3 separate regions of the Homo sapiens genome follow, and regions 1 and 2 are each linked to region 3. A link is a loop called in an ENCODE intact Hi-C map of the cell type or tissue named here. Cell type or tissue: natural killer cell. All regions are shown on one strand.

The links. Peaks named below come from ENCODE experiments on the same cell type or tissue, not always from the same donor. Only the 100,000 strongest peaks of a DNase experiment are listed, where the experiment ranks them.
Region 1: a loop joins it to region 3, with 5 times the contacts of the local background. A loop is called at or near these places in 1 of 110 quality-filtered maps.
Region 2: a loop joins it to region 3, with 5 times the contacts of the local background. A loop is called at or near these places in 1 of 110 quality-filtered maps.

What each region holds. Positions count from the first base shown.
Region 1 is chr14:72,449,114-72,454,113 of GRCh38, forward strand. The region is part of intron 3 of RGS6 (regulator of G protein signaling 6); the gene reads left to right. Among named protein-coding and RNA genes, the nearest start is that of MIR7843, 65 kb to the right of the region's middle. RefSeq lists an enhancer at 1,695-2,472. In natural killer cell, no CTCF peak of the experiment used is centred here; a DNase peak (open chromatin) is centred at 2,498; H3K4me3 peaks cover 273 bases; H3K27ac peaks cover 2,648 bases.
Region 2 is chr14:72,714,302-72,719,301 of GRCh38, forward strand. DPF3 (double PHD fingers 3) reads right to left here. Exons shown (of 11, transcript NM_001280542.3): 6 at 122-200. Among named protein-coding and RNA genes, the nearest start is that of DPF3, 180 kb to the right of the region's middle. In natural killer cell, no CTCF peak of the experiment used is centred here; no DNase peak of the experiment used is centred here; H3K27ac peaks cover 784 bases.
Region 3 is chr14:72,591,970-72,596,969 of GRCh38, forward strand. It overlaps a transcript of RGS6 not described here. Among named protein-coding and RNA genes, the nearest start is that of MIR7843, 78 kb to the left of the region's middle. In natural killer cell, no CTCF peak of the experiment used is centred here; a DNase peak (open chromatin) is centred at 2,652; H3K27me3 peaks cover 3,253 bases.

The DNA of each region.
Region 1 (5,000 bases), 140 kb before region 3:
AATGTGAAAATCCAATGGATCAAGTCATAACCTTGACTGAAGAGTATGGTGAGTTCACTCATGGCAGGAACCATCTGATCATTCATACGGCTCCAGAAACATTTTACTCAAAAGAAAGTGTCTTTCCCCAACAGTCAAGATTGATAATTAGTTTATGAATTGCTTCATTTATCAGTACTATGATGTACTGTATAATCCACCAGGTTTCAAGTTACTGGAATTTTGCAGGTGATGGGAACCAGTCTTTTTATCAACTTTGCATAATCTGATCTGGGCTCAGATTGATAGAATGCTTTGGGAAGAATCAGGGGAGTGTTTTATACTAGGATCTCCTGCGGTTCTGATGCGTTAATGGGAGGAAGCTATCCCTGTCAAATTCTACAATTTTGGAGGAGCTTAAAACACCTGAAGACAAAGCCCTGAATTTTATGAGTGTCTGCCTGAAACCAGAAACAGAAACCCCTTACAGCTTACTCAACAGCGTTAATTCAGCATGGAAAGGCACCAGGAAAAGATCACTGCGTCTTACTCCCACCAAGTAAACAAGCTAACAAACACAGAGGAGAGGTGCAGGTTGGCACCCTTAGGCCGGACTCTGGGTGGACAGCCCTGTCAGAGTCTATAAAGGGTCGCTCTGAGGCTCCAGGAGTGGCAGATGGCCAGAGAGTGGCCAACTGGAGGCACACTATTGAGCCTCGGGATTGAGCCTCCCACTGTTTACCCCTCAGGAAAAAGAGAGCTTTGAGTCTCCTGGCCCTTTCCCCAGAGAGCAGGAAATGGCCAGGGCTTGAGGATAGCCAGAGGCCGTCCAAAGTTACCCATACCATCTCCACTTTGGCCTCAGAGGCCAGCTCTTTCTTCTCTCTGTGCTTTTTAAAATAAAAACTTATTTTTCTAGTGTAAAAGTATTATATGAATGTTCTATGAACTTCAAATAATACAGAAATGTAAAGAATAGAAATTTCCCATTATTTGATGCCTCCCGCTCCCCAAAATAACCTAAAGTTAACAATTTAAATATATATCCAGAATTTTTCCTCTCCATATTTATATATATCTATACATATATAATTAATAGAACATAAATATTTTACAGTAACCCTGTTCTCAAGATGCTTTTCCACTGTAGATGTTTAATAAATATTTATTGCATGAATGAGCCATAATTTATTTATTCAGTCCTCTATTAGAGGCCTTTGGTTTGTTCCCAGTCATCTAATAAACATGATTTTAGATATAAAAGACATAATTGAAATACATATAACACATACAGAAACATAACCCATAACTGCATATCATAAATATATCCTTAAATATACTAATAAAACACGCATGCAATGGAGAGGTGTTTTGGGTGCCGTCTGGTGTATATCCTGGATATCCCTGGAATATATATTGATAAATCAGCCTCAAAAAGAATGCTTTCAGACAGTGTTTTAGGATCTGTGGGAACAAAGGGTGGCCATCCTGCATTTGTTATGTTGTTTCAACATAGCATTTGTTATGTTGTTTTATTAACTTTAAGTCCTTGGCAAAGCAGCTTGACTAAGATAAGATCCAGAAACCAGTCGTGGTAACAAGGCAACAATTAATCTTAGATAGAACAGAAAAGGAATCCGCTTCAAATTCTCTTTAGAACAGGAAGGAAAGGGTGATCGTGGGTTAGCAGGAAGGAAGGAAAGAGGCAAGAAAGGAAAGTGAAAAAAGAATGGAAATGCTTTCTCCTGCTGGTGATTTGGATGTTTGGACTACTCTTGTCAGATGCTACAGCGTAATCACTGTAAATGTTTTAAAGGACGCGATATTATGACAGATTTCCCTTTCTGACTTGTTCCTGGGGCTGCACACACAATGATTTACTCCCTGCCACGGGCTGGAGGCTTGGCCACTCCTGGGTTGGTCCAAGGAAGCCTGGAATACCCAATGCCTGTGAGAGTGAGCACGTCCCCCTGTCTCTAGGTGTTGTTGCTTGTGCTGAAATGGAGTCTACCAAGCATTGCCATGGCATGGAAGGGATGGTGGCGGAGTAGATGCCACTGCAGATTGAGTGCAGTGTCCCAGGCAGCCAGGGGCAGCCGCTCAGCCCTTGCCTGGACCTGAGGACTGTTGCATCAGTCTCCAGATGAGACAGCAGCTGTCATGGTGGCTGAACCAGGGAAAAGAAACTCCACTCTGTGGTCTCCATGGGGCTAGGGAAAAAAGGAAATGGGTTTTTGTGATTTTCCCTTCTTTAGAAACAAAAGTGCTTAAATGTGATTCTTTAGCTCTGTAAATGCAAACCACGGCCTGGTGGACTGGGGAGAACAATTAGGCCAAAGGCTGAGCACAGGAAGCCAAAAGCGGGTGGAAACCCAGACAACGGTGCTGAGCCGGGGGTTGGGGTGGTTGGGGGGAGCGGATATGATAGCAAGGAAGGAGTTTCAATGTGAATGAATACTAATTAGTGACATGGATATTAATGATGACAGTAATTAACAGGGGAAAGGAAGGGCTGTCATTGTCCCAGGGTGAGTAATCAATCTTGGCAGGTGATAAATAATGGTTCAGCAAGCTCAGCAGAAAGATAATCCGCAGGCCTGGGGGAGAACTCAGCTAATGCAGGAAACCTCACAGTTTCTAGGCAACCCACAGAAAAGAACTATTTTTTTTTTCTTTTTTGAGACAGCGTCTCACTCTGTGGCCAGGCTGGAGTGTAGTGGCGCGATCTCGGCTCACTGCAACCTCCACCTCCCGTGTTCAAGCAATTCCCCTGCCTGAGCCTCCCGAGTAGCTGGGACTCAGGCATGTGGCACCACGCCTGGCTAATGTTTTGTATTTTAATAGAGACGGGGTTTCACCATGTTGGCCAGGATGGTCTCAAACTCCTGACCTCGTGATCCACCCTCCTCGGTCTCCAAAAGTGTTGGGATTATAGGCATGAGCCACTGCGCCTGGCCAGAACTATTTTTCTTTTGAGGAAAAAACAGATTAGAGTATCTCTCCCACCCCCAGCTTGGGACTACAGTTCTTATTTGATTTCTGCTTTGTTCTTCATTTCCTGGGACAAATGTTGAACTTGTATAACTTGGAGGAAAGGGACACACAGGCACATGTACACACACACATATTCATTCTCTCTCTCTCTCTCTCTCTCTCTCTCTCCAAGAATACGAATGAATACGAGTGTTTTTGATCTAAAGTTTGACTCACAGATGCTGTCCAGGAGTAGCAAGAGTGAGGAGAAGCCTAGAAGTGCTGCCTTTGAGGTTGGCGCGGGGAAACTGCAAAATTGCAAGGCTGTGTCGGCAGAACTGGGGCACACAGGAGGATGAGGATGGCCCTGGGGGTCCCACTGTGCAGGGTTACTTCACCTGCCATGGACCCAGAGAGAAACAAAATGTCTAGGCTTTCTGTCCTGTACCAGTCCCACTTCTGGCCACCAGTCACATATCTAAGAAAACTGATTTCTGGGAAGAGGGCAATCCTCATGAAGCCCCTCTGCTGGATCCCCAGGCCTTCAGCCAGGAATCCAGCCCAGGAGAGTTCTTGGCACATCCCCTCCCTCTCACCAAAGCCTCAGACCCACGGTAGGACTCTGATATCTAAAATGTCTCCCCTTGCAGGCTGTGTTCCATCAAACAATTTAGAGGTGACAAAGCCACACCTTCAATGGTCTGCACTGGTTTAAAGTGAGATCTTTGGGTGGCAAAGGTAGATTGACCAGAAATTCAGAACCTTCCAGAAAACTGAACTCCTCTACTGCCATGTACACAGTGCTGCTCTCAGAACATTGTTTGCGGGTCACATTTTCAAAGAGAGGCAGACAGAAGGGAACTTATTCAGAGGATTGGGAACATATGGTGAGGAACTCCAGGCCACACCCTGCAAGGAAGCAGCTGAGGGACCCAGGCCTGTTGCACTTGGAGGGAGGACGTCGCTGGTATGCCGCAGGACTGTCTGAATAGCTGAAGGGCTGTCGCACAGAGTGGTTAGGTTGGGGTTTGTTTTTCTATCATCAAATGGCAAAACTGAGGCCAAAGGGAGGAAGTCAGAGAGGGGCAAGTTTCTGTTCAGATAAATCAAGGCTGATTTAACTGGGTCAGGCTGGGTAGGGGGGAGTTTGTGAGTTTCCAGGTACTAGGGATTCTAAACACAGGTTACAGCACCTCTTGTCCAGGGTGTTGTGAATGGGACATGTATTGGCTGGGGTTGGAGTAGACAAGCTTTAAAAGTTCCTTCAGGGCCGGGCGCGGTGGCTCATGCCTGTAATCCCAGCACTTTGGGAGGCCGAGGCGGGCGGATCACGAGGTCAGGAGATCGAGACCATCCCGGCTAAAACGGTGAAACCCCGTCTCTACTAAAAATACAAAAAAATTAGCCGGGCGTAGTGGCAGGCGCCTGTAGTCCCAGCTACTTGGGAGGCTGAGGCAGGAGAATGGCGTGAACCCGGGAGGCAGAGCTTGCAGTGAGCCGAGATCCCGCCACTGCACTCCAGCCTGGGCGACAGAGCGAGACTCCGTCTCAAAAAAAAAAAAAAAAAAAAAAAAAGTTCCTTCAGACTCTTAAGATTTATATTCGTTAAGGTAATACTAGATACCAAAACAGCTAAGTCCCAAATTTCAGGGGCTTAACACAACAAAGTTCAGTCCTTTCAGTCCTCAATCAAGTCAGAGCCCCACATGGGCGTAATGTCCATGGTTGGAACCGTGGCTCCCTGCCTATTGTGGCTCTGCATTCCCCCAGGTCTTTGGAGTCCCCCACATCCAGCCAGTAGATGGGATTGAAAGGGGCAGAGCTAAGGAGAGCCATGTAGGAGTTTTTATGGTCCAGGTCTGGAAGTGGCATATGCCATTTCTACCCATATTCTATTGGCAGAACTCAGTCCATATCTAAGTGCAGGGGAGGCTGGAAATGTAATCTAGCTATGGCACAGTGAGGAGAGGAAAGAGGTCTTGGTGAATACATAGACGTTTCTGCCACAAATGCAGGGACACATTCATTCAGGATAGGCCTGTGCCGGA
Region 2 (5,000 bases), 120 kb after region 3:
ACAGAGGAAGAGGAGAGCACACACTGAGGTTGGCAGGCGGATGGCCAAGGAAGCACAGGGAAGAGGGGCCCTGGGGGCAGGCGCACAGGGAGGAAGGAAGGTGGGACCGGCCCATACTTACTGTCACAGACGTAAGGTTTGTCGTGGTCTTCCTGAGAGGCGGCGTCGTGCCTCCTCCTGCCCCCTGCAGAGCCGCGAGCCTGGGGAGACATTGGGGTACAGGATGCTTGTTACCATGGTCATCACTACAGCTCCGGAGCATGCGCTCTGCGAGCTCCTTACACCGTCTTCATCCCAACTTTTGTGCCAACACCAGTCCCATCTTACAGGGGAGGAAACTGAGGCCCAGAGAGGTCAGGAGACATGCCCCCAAATCACTCAGTTGCTCACCTGTATCACCTCATTAAATGTTCACAACTCCAAGAGGTGGTTTCTACTAGGGTCCCCATTTTACAAACCAAAGGACTGAAGCCATAGAGAGGTTAAGTAGCTTGCCCAAGGTCGTTCGGCTACTCAGGGCAGCTGTACTGAAAAGCCCTCCTCTACCAAATTCCCACACACTACCGTGCCACTGAGGCCGCTTCCTCCTGCTCCTTAGCCTCCTAGCTTCACTGACACAGCTGAGGTTGACAACCCCAGGCCCCTCAGCAGACCAGCTGATGCACGTATCAGGAGCAAGGCCTGACGGGGGCAAGGCTAGGCTTCTGTGTCCATCCCCGCAGTGTCGCAAGAGCCAGACAGTCCTGACATCCAGGCCCAGTGCACGAGTGTAGCTACAGGGGAGCTCCCGCCACCAGCCCATGCTTGGCCTACTCAGTAGGGGTGGGCTTTGGCTAAGGCCTCCCTGTGTGGTCTGCCTTGGGCCTTCAGCCAGTGACGAAGACCTTGACCCCCATGGTCTCCTGGGCTGGACTTCTGATACCACCACCCTGTGTGAATCTCCCAGGGTGGCGGTGGAATGAGCTCTACCTTCAAGAATCAAAGAGCCCAGTCAGAGAGGTTGCTGGCAGCTCTGCAGCCCCAGGGCGGTGGTGACAAGAACACAGCGAGGTTTATTTTTAAACCTTTGTAAGTCCCACACTGGTCACGTGTATAGCACCCTCGCCTCTCCAGGTCATTCTTTGGTAATGAGTAGCAGTCAACTCCCAACCAAGGAAAGGGCCTGTCGGGGTCTTTGGGGACAGAGAGGAAGGGGCAGCAGGTGAGGAATAAGACCTGGCAGCAGCCTGGGGTGCAGGGGAAATGGGGCAGCCCCTGGGGCCTGGCTTGGAAAAGTGGCCATGGGGACTTGATGGTGGAAAGGCCTTGGATACTCTCACACACACACTCACACTCTGTGCACACACACACTCCATGTACACACTCACCGGGGACTTCACAGTGGAAAGGCCTGTACCCTAGGCCTGCAACACACCCACTCAGAAAACACACCCACTTCCCAATCAACACCACCTGCCAAGCTACCACCTCTGCCACCTCCTCAGCTTGTCTCTCTCCAAAACAAATTCCACTTCCTCCCTCCCTCCCACCAGTCTCCCTCCCCACCCCACCCCTGCAGCGCTGACAGCCAGCAGCCCTCCTCCCCTCGCCCTCATTACTCAGAGTTGACCCCAAGAAGGATCTGTAGGTGCTGGCAGTCACCCCGGGCACTGACAGGCCTCCTGCCTGCCCGCACTGCCGAGGGTGGTCACCCTCAGCTGCCCTCCCCCTCCACACCCCTCTGTGAAGCCAGGGACAGCTTGACATGTAGCCTGCAGCCCTGTCACAGCCGCCTCTGAGCAGGTGAAAGCAAGTCAAGCAGAATGACGAGGCAACAGCAGACTGGGGAAGGGGCTCTGGGAGACTAAAAATACCTCCATGGGGAAGGGGAGGAGTCGAGCAGAACTGGATGTACGAGGGCTTCTGGGGGAGCTGCCAGCAGGAAAGGGAGGGTGCTGTGGGAGCCAGGTTTTCATCTCCTACAGCAGGGCTGACCAGCAGAGTGACTCTGTGCCACACTCGCTTTGCCTCAGTTTCCTCAATTGCAAAATGGGGATCGTGTCTATAGGGCACTTCAGGGGACATGCAAGGGACTCTTCCTGAGGCAGCAGCACTCTTAGGGTCTCTTAGAAGATCTCAGGTTTGGAAACTCAGAATCCTACTTGGCCTTCTCAAATGTCACCTCCTCAGAGAAGCCCTCCCTGACCAACTTACATCCACTCACACCCTCTCCATTGTTTTCTTTCCCCTCCCATTTCATCATGGCACTGAGCGCTGTCTGGCATTAGATTATACCTGTGTTGGTTTACAAGTTGATTTTGTCTCCCCTACATGGAGAGACAAACATGGTGGAGACCATGTTTATTTTGGCCCCCACTAGTCTCAGAACCTGGCACAGGGCCAGCCACATAAGAAGCACTTAATAAACATTCGCCAAATGGATGAATCAATCAGGCAGGCAGCGAGTCAGTCATCTCTGGTTCTTCTCCTTCATTCTCTGTATCCAAATGTTATTGCTTCTTCCTCCAAAGGCCATCTAGGCTTTGCATTTCCTTTCCATTGCACACCCTAATCCAGGAGCTCATCGACTGACCCCTGAGCTGTTCAAAGAACCCACTAAGGGGGATCTACCTCCACATTGCCCCCCTAGTCCACCCTAACGGGGGATCTACCTCCACACTGCCCCCCTAGTCCATCCCAAGGGACTTTCAGACCATTAGACAAAGGGATGAAAGACAGGAGCCCATGGTCATAGGTTCACGCATTCACACGTTCATTCATTCATTGCCATCTACAACCCACTTACACAGCCAGTGGCAACCTAGTGCTGATCCCCTCGGGTTCACCCCATGATTGTGCTCTCCTCTGCCCATGCACATCTGATCCAGGCTTTGCCCTTGCTAACCTCCACTCCTCCAAGAATCTTCCTCTTGCCACACTAAGGAGTGAAAAGAGCATCCGCTTAAAGTCAGATAGACACAGGTTGAAACACCAGCTATGTGTCTTGGGCAAGTTACTTCTCTAACTTTTAGTTTTCTCAACTGTAAAATGAGCACACCAACACCTATATAGCAGAGCTGTTGAGAGAGTTTGAGCTGAGAGTGTGTGAAACCACAGGGGACAGCACTAAGTCCACAGGAAGCACTCAACACATCATTTCCCCCCTCCTTGCCTAGGCTGATCTCTCTCCTCTGAACTCCTGTTGCCTTTGGTTAGTGCACAGTCAGGTGCCTGCTGTTTCTAATGGTATCATGGGTATTAGCATCTTCTTCCCAGTTTGATTCGAAGGTCCTTGAGGGCAAAAATGGCATTCTATACTTTATTATGACCCCCTAACACTTAGCACATAGCGTGCAAAGCTCTTTTGCATATAGTAACTCAGTTAATTCCTACAATAACCCTATGAGTTAGACCAAGCAGTGTTATGATTCCTAGCTGGCCCTTGATGAAGCAGGTTCTCACCTGTCCACAGTCCCAGGGCCAGCAGAAGGAGCAGGACCTAGGTCTCCAGGCTCTGTTATAGAAAGCTTTGAAGGTGACCAGCCAAAGGAAGCCAATCCTTCTTCCCCAAGAACTGCCCACCCTACTTCATTCCTCTCTACCAGTATTCCCACACTGCTGGGCCATGGCAGCCATGAGTGTACCACATGGCCCTGTCCCACTGGCCACAGTTGATTGGCTGGCTCGGGAGTAGTCACCTGATTCAAGCTGGGCCAATCAGATCCTACCTCCAAGGGGTTTGGAATTAGAAAACAGTGACCCTAGCTAGTATAGGCCACTTGAACTGAGGGCCCATACATTCAGGAGCCTTATGGGGCCATGTACACATGGAAGCAGGAAGAATGAAGGAGGGAGAAGTAGAGGCCAGAAACCACCTGGGTTCCTGTTTCCCAATGCTAAGTCCCTGCCATGTTCCTGCTCTTCCTGTGGTTTGGATCTTCAAAGGTTGCTCAAATTTGGGGCAGTGGCCTGGCAGCTTTTCAAATCCTTCCCATTTTTATTGAAGCTGAAAGACCCTTGACTAGGACAGACTCGGTCCCAAGCAGAGAGCTAGATCTTCTATACCAGTTGTTCTCAAACAGTGTGGCCCAGGAATCCTGGGGGATCCCTGAGTGTCCTTTCAGGGACTCTGCAGTGTCTGAACTATTTTCATAGGAGTCCTAAAACGTGATCTGCCTTGTTCACTCTCACGCTCTCACAGGCATCCAGTGGAGTCTTCCAGAGGCGACATGACACGTGACGATGCTGTCACTGTGTGTGTATTCTCTAGTTTAAAATTTGTTTTATTTTTCTTGTAAATCTTTTTTACTGGGCTACCTCTTAAACCACAATAGGTTCAGAGAGACAACCTTTTTAATTTCTAAAATGGCAAATATCATTAGTGGTATGAATATTACTGGTTATAACCTGAATAACAGCCTTTGGGGGCTCTCAGTGTAAGGAATTCCTGAGATCAAAAAAATTGAGAACCACTGCTCTACACCCTTGCTATTTTTTTTTTTTTTGAGACGGAGTCACTCTGTCATGCAGGCTGGAGTGCAGTGGCTCAATCTCGGCTCACTGCAACCTCCGCCTCCGCCTCCCGGGTTCAAGTGATTCTCCGCCTCAGCCCCCTGAGTAGCTGGGATTACAGGTGCATGCCGGCATGCCCAGCTAATTTTTCATATTTTTAGTAGAGACGGGGTTTCACACTGTTAGCCAGGATGGTCTCAATCTCCTGACCTCGTGATCCACCCGCCTTGGCCTCCCAAAGTGCTGGGATTACAGGTGTGAGCCACCGTGCCAGGCCTTTTTTTTTTTTTTTTTTGAGATGGGGTCTCACTCTGTCACTAGGGCTGGAGTGCAGTAGCACAATCACAGCTCAATGAAGCCTTAACCACTCAGGCTCCAGTGATCCTCCCACCTCAGCCTCCCAAGTAGCTGTAACCAGAGGTGCACACCGCTCTGCCTGGCTAATTTTTTCAGAGATGAGTTCTCACCATGTTGCCCGCAGGCTGGTCTCAAACTCCTGGGCTCAAACC
Region 3 (5,000 bases):
GAAAGTCAGTTCAGTTTGTCTCTAGTCCCAGGAGGGGAGAGTCATCCAAAATGTCCAAGACAAAGATGAATAGCAACAAACACCTGGGATTTTTTACCATTTGACCACACTTAACTCCAGGAGGGCTGGGCTTCATCAGTGATTCCATGGGAACAAAGAAGCCAATAAGGAGGAGAAAGGGAAAGAGCACCCTGAGATCCTCTGAAAATGCTAAGGGAAGTCTGAGAAATCACCAGTGTGTTCTCTGGCCACAAGGGTCCATCTCTCCACCATTTGGACAACAGGCAGAGGGAGAAGTCACAAAATTTTCTGATGGTCCAGCCAAATTCACTGGTTCCCAAGAAACTCTCAACAAGAAATACATGGCATGCACATGGGTGCATGCTATGGTCTGTATTTCAAGCATTAGAACATTCCATGGCTGTTCCTATCTCCACCTGCAATTCCATTAAGACCAAAGGAAGTGTAACAAGGTGTTAAGCTGAAGGTTTGCCTGAGAAACCATGACACAATAGACATGACATTCCAATGTGCCAGATGATGCATATTTTCAAGGAAAGAGCTAAAAACTTATTACAGAACTCAAGCTTCTCACCCACACCTACATTGAGGGTATAAAATGGTCTGGCTTTTCAAGATTAAGGGAGAAGATTTGTGAAGAAAATTTATTTGGAAAAAAATTATTGATGTGCTGTGGGCCTCACCCTTTCCAAGAGGGAGAGAGAGAGGTACCTGTCCCTCATCTCAAATCTTGTGAAAGGGACTTCAAGGAGACACTCAGAAAGCCTGGTACATGTCTGCTATGATGGATGGACACAGTGGACTGGCAGGGAGAGATAAGTTGCCTGGCTGCTCCCACTGTGGAAGAAAGATGTTTCTGCAGCCTTAGGACTGCAGACTCTCAGAATGTGGCTGACCTACAAACTCTCAGAATGTGGCTGGGCAGGGATGCCTGAGAGTGTCCCTTGGACCAGTTGTAAGCCAATGGTACAGGGAGGGCAGATGTGGTCACAGTGGGCCCTGTCCAAGAGGGGCCACTTCGAGGGGTGAGCAATCCTCAGCAAAGAAAAGCTGAGATGATTTCCAATTCCTAGGAGTTGTGGGCATGCTGGAGGAGTGGCCATCCTTGACAAGGAAGCTGCAGGAGAGGACAGAAGGAAGGACTCCTAAGGACCCACAACCATGCCCAAGAAAGAATATCAGTTGCCCAGAGGCCATCTTTCCATGCTGCCATTCAAGTAAGGCTTCAGATCTGTGCATCTTAGCTGAACATCCGCTCTGAGCAGAACTATTCATAACTTTGACTCTAAGATTATTTAGACTGATGTTTGCCAAACAAACCTGATCATACGATAGCAAGAAATGCAGCTTTCTATGCCTCATTGCTAAAGATTCTGGTCGTCTATGTTTTTTTGTTTTTTGTTTTGTTTTTTTGAGATGGAGTCTTGCTCTGTTGCCCAGGCTGGAGTACAGCAGTGCGATCTCGGCTCACTGCAACCTCTGCCTCCAGGTTCAAGCAATTCTCCTGCCTCAGCCTCCTGAGTAGCTGAGGTTACAGGCACATGCCACGATGCCCAGCTAATTTTTCTGTATTTTTAGCAGAGATGGAGTTTCACCATATTGGCCAGGCTGGTCTTGAACTCCTGTCCTCAAGTGATCTGTCCGCCTCAGCCTCCCAAAGCGCTGGGATTACAGCCGTGAGCCACCGTGCCCAACAGAAGTCTGTGTTTTTATATCCACTGTATAACTCTTATGATCTGCTATATCTAGAAGACAGAAATCCAATCTAGTGTTTCCCAAACATCTCCAGTGATTTCTTTAAAAAAACAAAAAATTATTGGGCCACCCCACCTCTTCTTAGAATGTCCAGAAGCTGACATGTTCAGGAAGCTGAACCGCCCAGGTGATACTTTTCAACAGCAAAGTGTAGTTCATTTGGTGCACCCCCTCATCCTGTGAGGGGAAACTGAGGGTCATCAGAGGGGTGGGGGGGTGGGGGCGATTTTCCTAAAGCCTCACAATGGGTTGGTGGTGGCAGTGGGACCAGAACCAAGATCTCTTAACTCCCAGGACAGTCATTTCTATCTCCCCGCAAGCCCCAAAAGATAGTGTGGGCTTATGAAACGTCTTTTAATCTTCATAATAGGCAAGTCTTTTATGAGGTAAGTATTTTTGACCCTTACTTTACAGAGGAGCCCAGAGCAGGTAAAGGGCTTCTCCAGGGTCCAACAACTCAAACATAGTGGAGCAAAGATTCAAAGCAGAGCCCTCCTGCCCCACGCTCGCCTTCCACTGCCTCCTCCACCACAGGACCTCTCCCAGTTCCCAGCAGGCGGCCTCATAGAACTCGAACTCACCTGTGGGGAAGCTCGTCCATTTTCCTTTAGTCGTAGACTGCAAAGGAAATAAAAAGCCTAGGTTAAAGTGTTCCCTGGGGCAAACTCCTGCACAAATCTTTAGCTAGCTGATTGCTTCCCCCAGCCTTCTAGAAAGATCTTAACAAGTTCTATTTATATTTAACCTAGAGAGCACCAATTCTCTCCTTCTTTGGGCTCCTGCACCCCTATCATTAGGCTATCACCACTCATACTCTGACTGTGGGCAGAGTGGTAACTGAAAAACTTTTTGCTGGTTACCCGAAAGCCTTGATAACATCGCACCATCTTTCACTGGCTGTGCGAAGAGAAAACCACTTCCTCGCTCTCCTCAACTGCTTGCATATTTAAAAGTTAATTGCCAAACCTCAGTTGTGTTGAATTAATTGCCTCTTCAGCTGACCTCTCTTCCTTTTATTCATGGCGGGAACAAGCAAATGTAACCAGAGTCATCCCGTGCAGAAAAAGTTGCTTTCTCGGGTGAGGGATGCCTCGCAGTATGGACACCATCACAGGGTGACTTGTGAAGGCCACTGCCTTGGACTCAGTCTCTGCCCACACATTTTCCTTTTCATCCTGAAGGCCTAAATTCTTCTAATGTGTCCAGGCCCAGTCCTGTAGCTAGTGGTCATGCTTGAAAGTCATCCAGAAATAGTGCCTGAGTTGCCCTTAACAGCCATATTTTCATAGTCTTTGCTAAGCATGGTGTCTCCCATAAATGATTCATGGGGGACTCTAAGTGCATTTTATTTTCTAATAACCATCTCTCTCTGCCAGTTCATTATAGATGAACTAAGATACGGAAGAGTGGTAAACCCTTATGAAAGATTACCCGCTGTGTGCCCAAAATGACCACCCTGACCTTAGCAATATTAATCCCTAGCCCGATTTTGCTGAATGTGTCATATGCATCCTCAGGTCACTGGAACTAAATACACCGGTTCAGTGTATTTTTCTATCTATATTAAGCAACCCGTATGTGTGGTTTAATCATGAACGTGAATCTTTGTATCCTGGAACTCAAAGGTAAGATGAACTGTCCAAAGATCATCTCATCCACACCCTGCCTCTCCAAAGGCACTGACTAAATCATTCCCAGCAAATTCCTGCAACCTCTTAGTTTAAACAAACAAACAAACAAAAAGCTTAGCCCCAGGAATACAATGCCAAACCTTTTTCTGTAATCTATGTTGGTGCTTAGCAGGTTTTATGAAGGTCCTCATGGTGTTGTGATGGATTTCCTCCCTTTTCTTTAGGGTGAACAGAGAACAGCCCACCAAGTGAATAAGGCTGATTCACCATCAGTAAATCATGAGATGGTGCCTGTGTTTACACTTCTACTCTTCACCAAGGATCTGTTTATTTAATTGATGGCCTCTGCCTTCTTTAAAGGTTACTCTGGTATTTAGCATGGTGTTGAGAGAGCCTGAGAAGTGATAAATTATACTTACATTTACCCTTTTCCACACCACCATCATACGGTTGCAAACCCCTATGGTCTAGACTCCGCCCATTCGCGCTGCTTAAATCACGTACCTCCACGGAAAGCCACAGGTGCCCCCACTCATTGCCAAACTCCTGATTCTGATAGGGCTTGAGCTCTTTAAAACATTCATGTGAGGAGCACTTGAAGGAACCAGGGTTGTATAGCCTAAGAAGACACTCAGGGGAACAGAATACCAGTGTTCTGATTTGCTTAGAATAACCCTGTAGTCATTTTTCTATTGCTGCAGCAACAAATGTAGTGGCTTAAAACAACACAAATTTATTATCTTTCGGTTCTGAGGTTCCGAAGCCCCTAAAGTCAAGGTATCAGGAGGGCTGCATTCCTTTCAGGCTCTAGGGAAAATCCACTTTCTTGCCTTTTCCATTTTCTAGAAGCTGCCCACATTTCTTGGCTTGTCACTCCCTTCCATCTCCAAAGTCAGATCTTTCTCACATCCCATTACCCTGATACTGACTCTTCTGCCTCCTTCTTCCATCATTTAGGAGCCCTTGTGATTATGTTGGACCCACCTGTATAATCCAGGTTAATCTTCCTATCTTAAAGTCAGCTGATTTAGCAACCTTAGTTCCACCTGCAACCTTAATTTCCCCCTCATCATGAAACATCACACGTTCTGAGGATTAGGACATGAACATTTTTGAGGGGCCATGACTACAGCCCCTAATTGGTAGAGTTAGGGCCAGCAGACAGGAGGTACTGAAAGCCCAATTTCAGTCGAGCAAAAAAAGTTCAGGAAATGAAGAACTTGTTAATAGAGCTGCCCAGAGGAAGAATTGACTGCCTTTGAAGATACTTAATCCCTAATTCTTAGAGGGTTTCAGGCACAGGTCAAAGAGCCACTTCATCATAACTAAGTGGTTACTACATGCCAAACACTCTGATAAGCACTCATCGTATCTTACATCTTCAGCTTCATGAGAGTCCTGTTAAACAGAAGTTATTATTTTACAGAGGATAAACAGGATGCTCAGAGAGGCTCAGGTGAGATTCCCAGCTCTGCCTGGTATTAGCTGTATGAACTGAGACAAGTTACTTAACCTCACCAGTCCTCAGGTTCCTTATCTGTAAAACGGGTAGAATAATGAAACCCATCTCAAGAGACAGAGGCCAGGCACGGT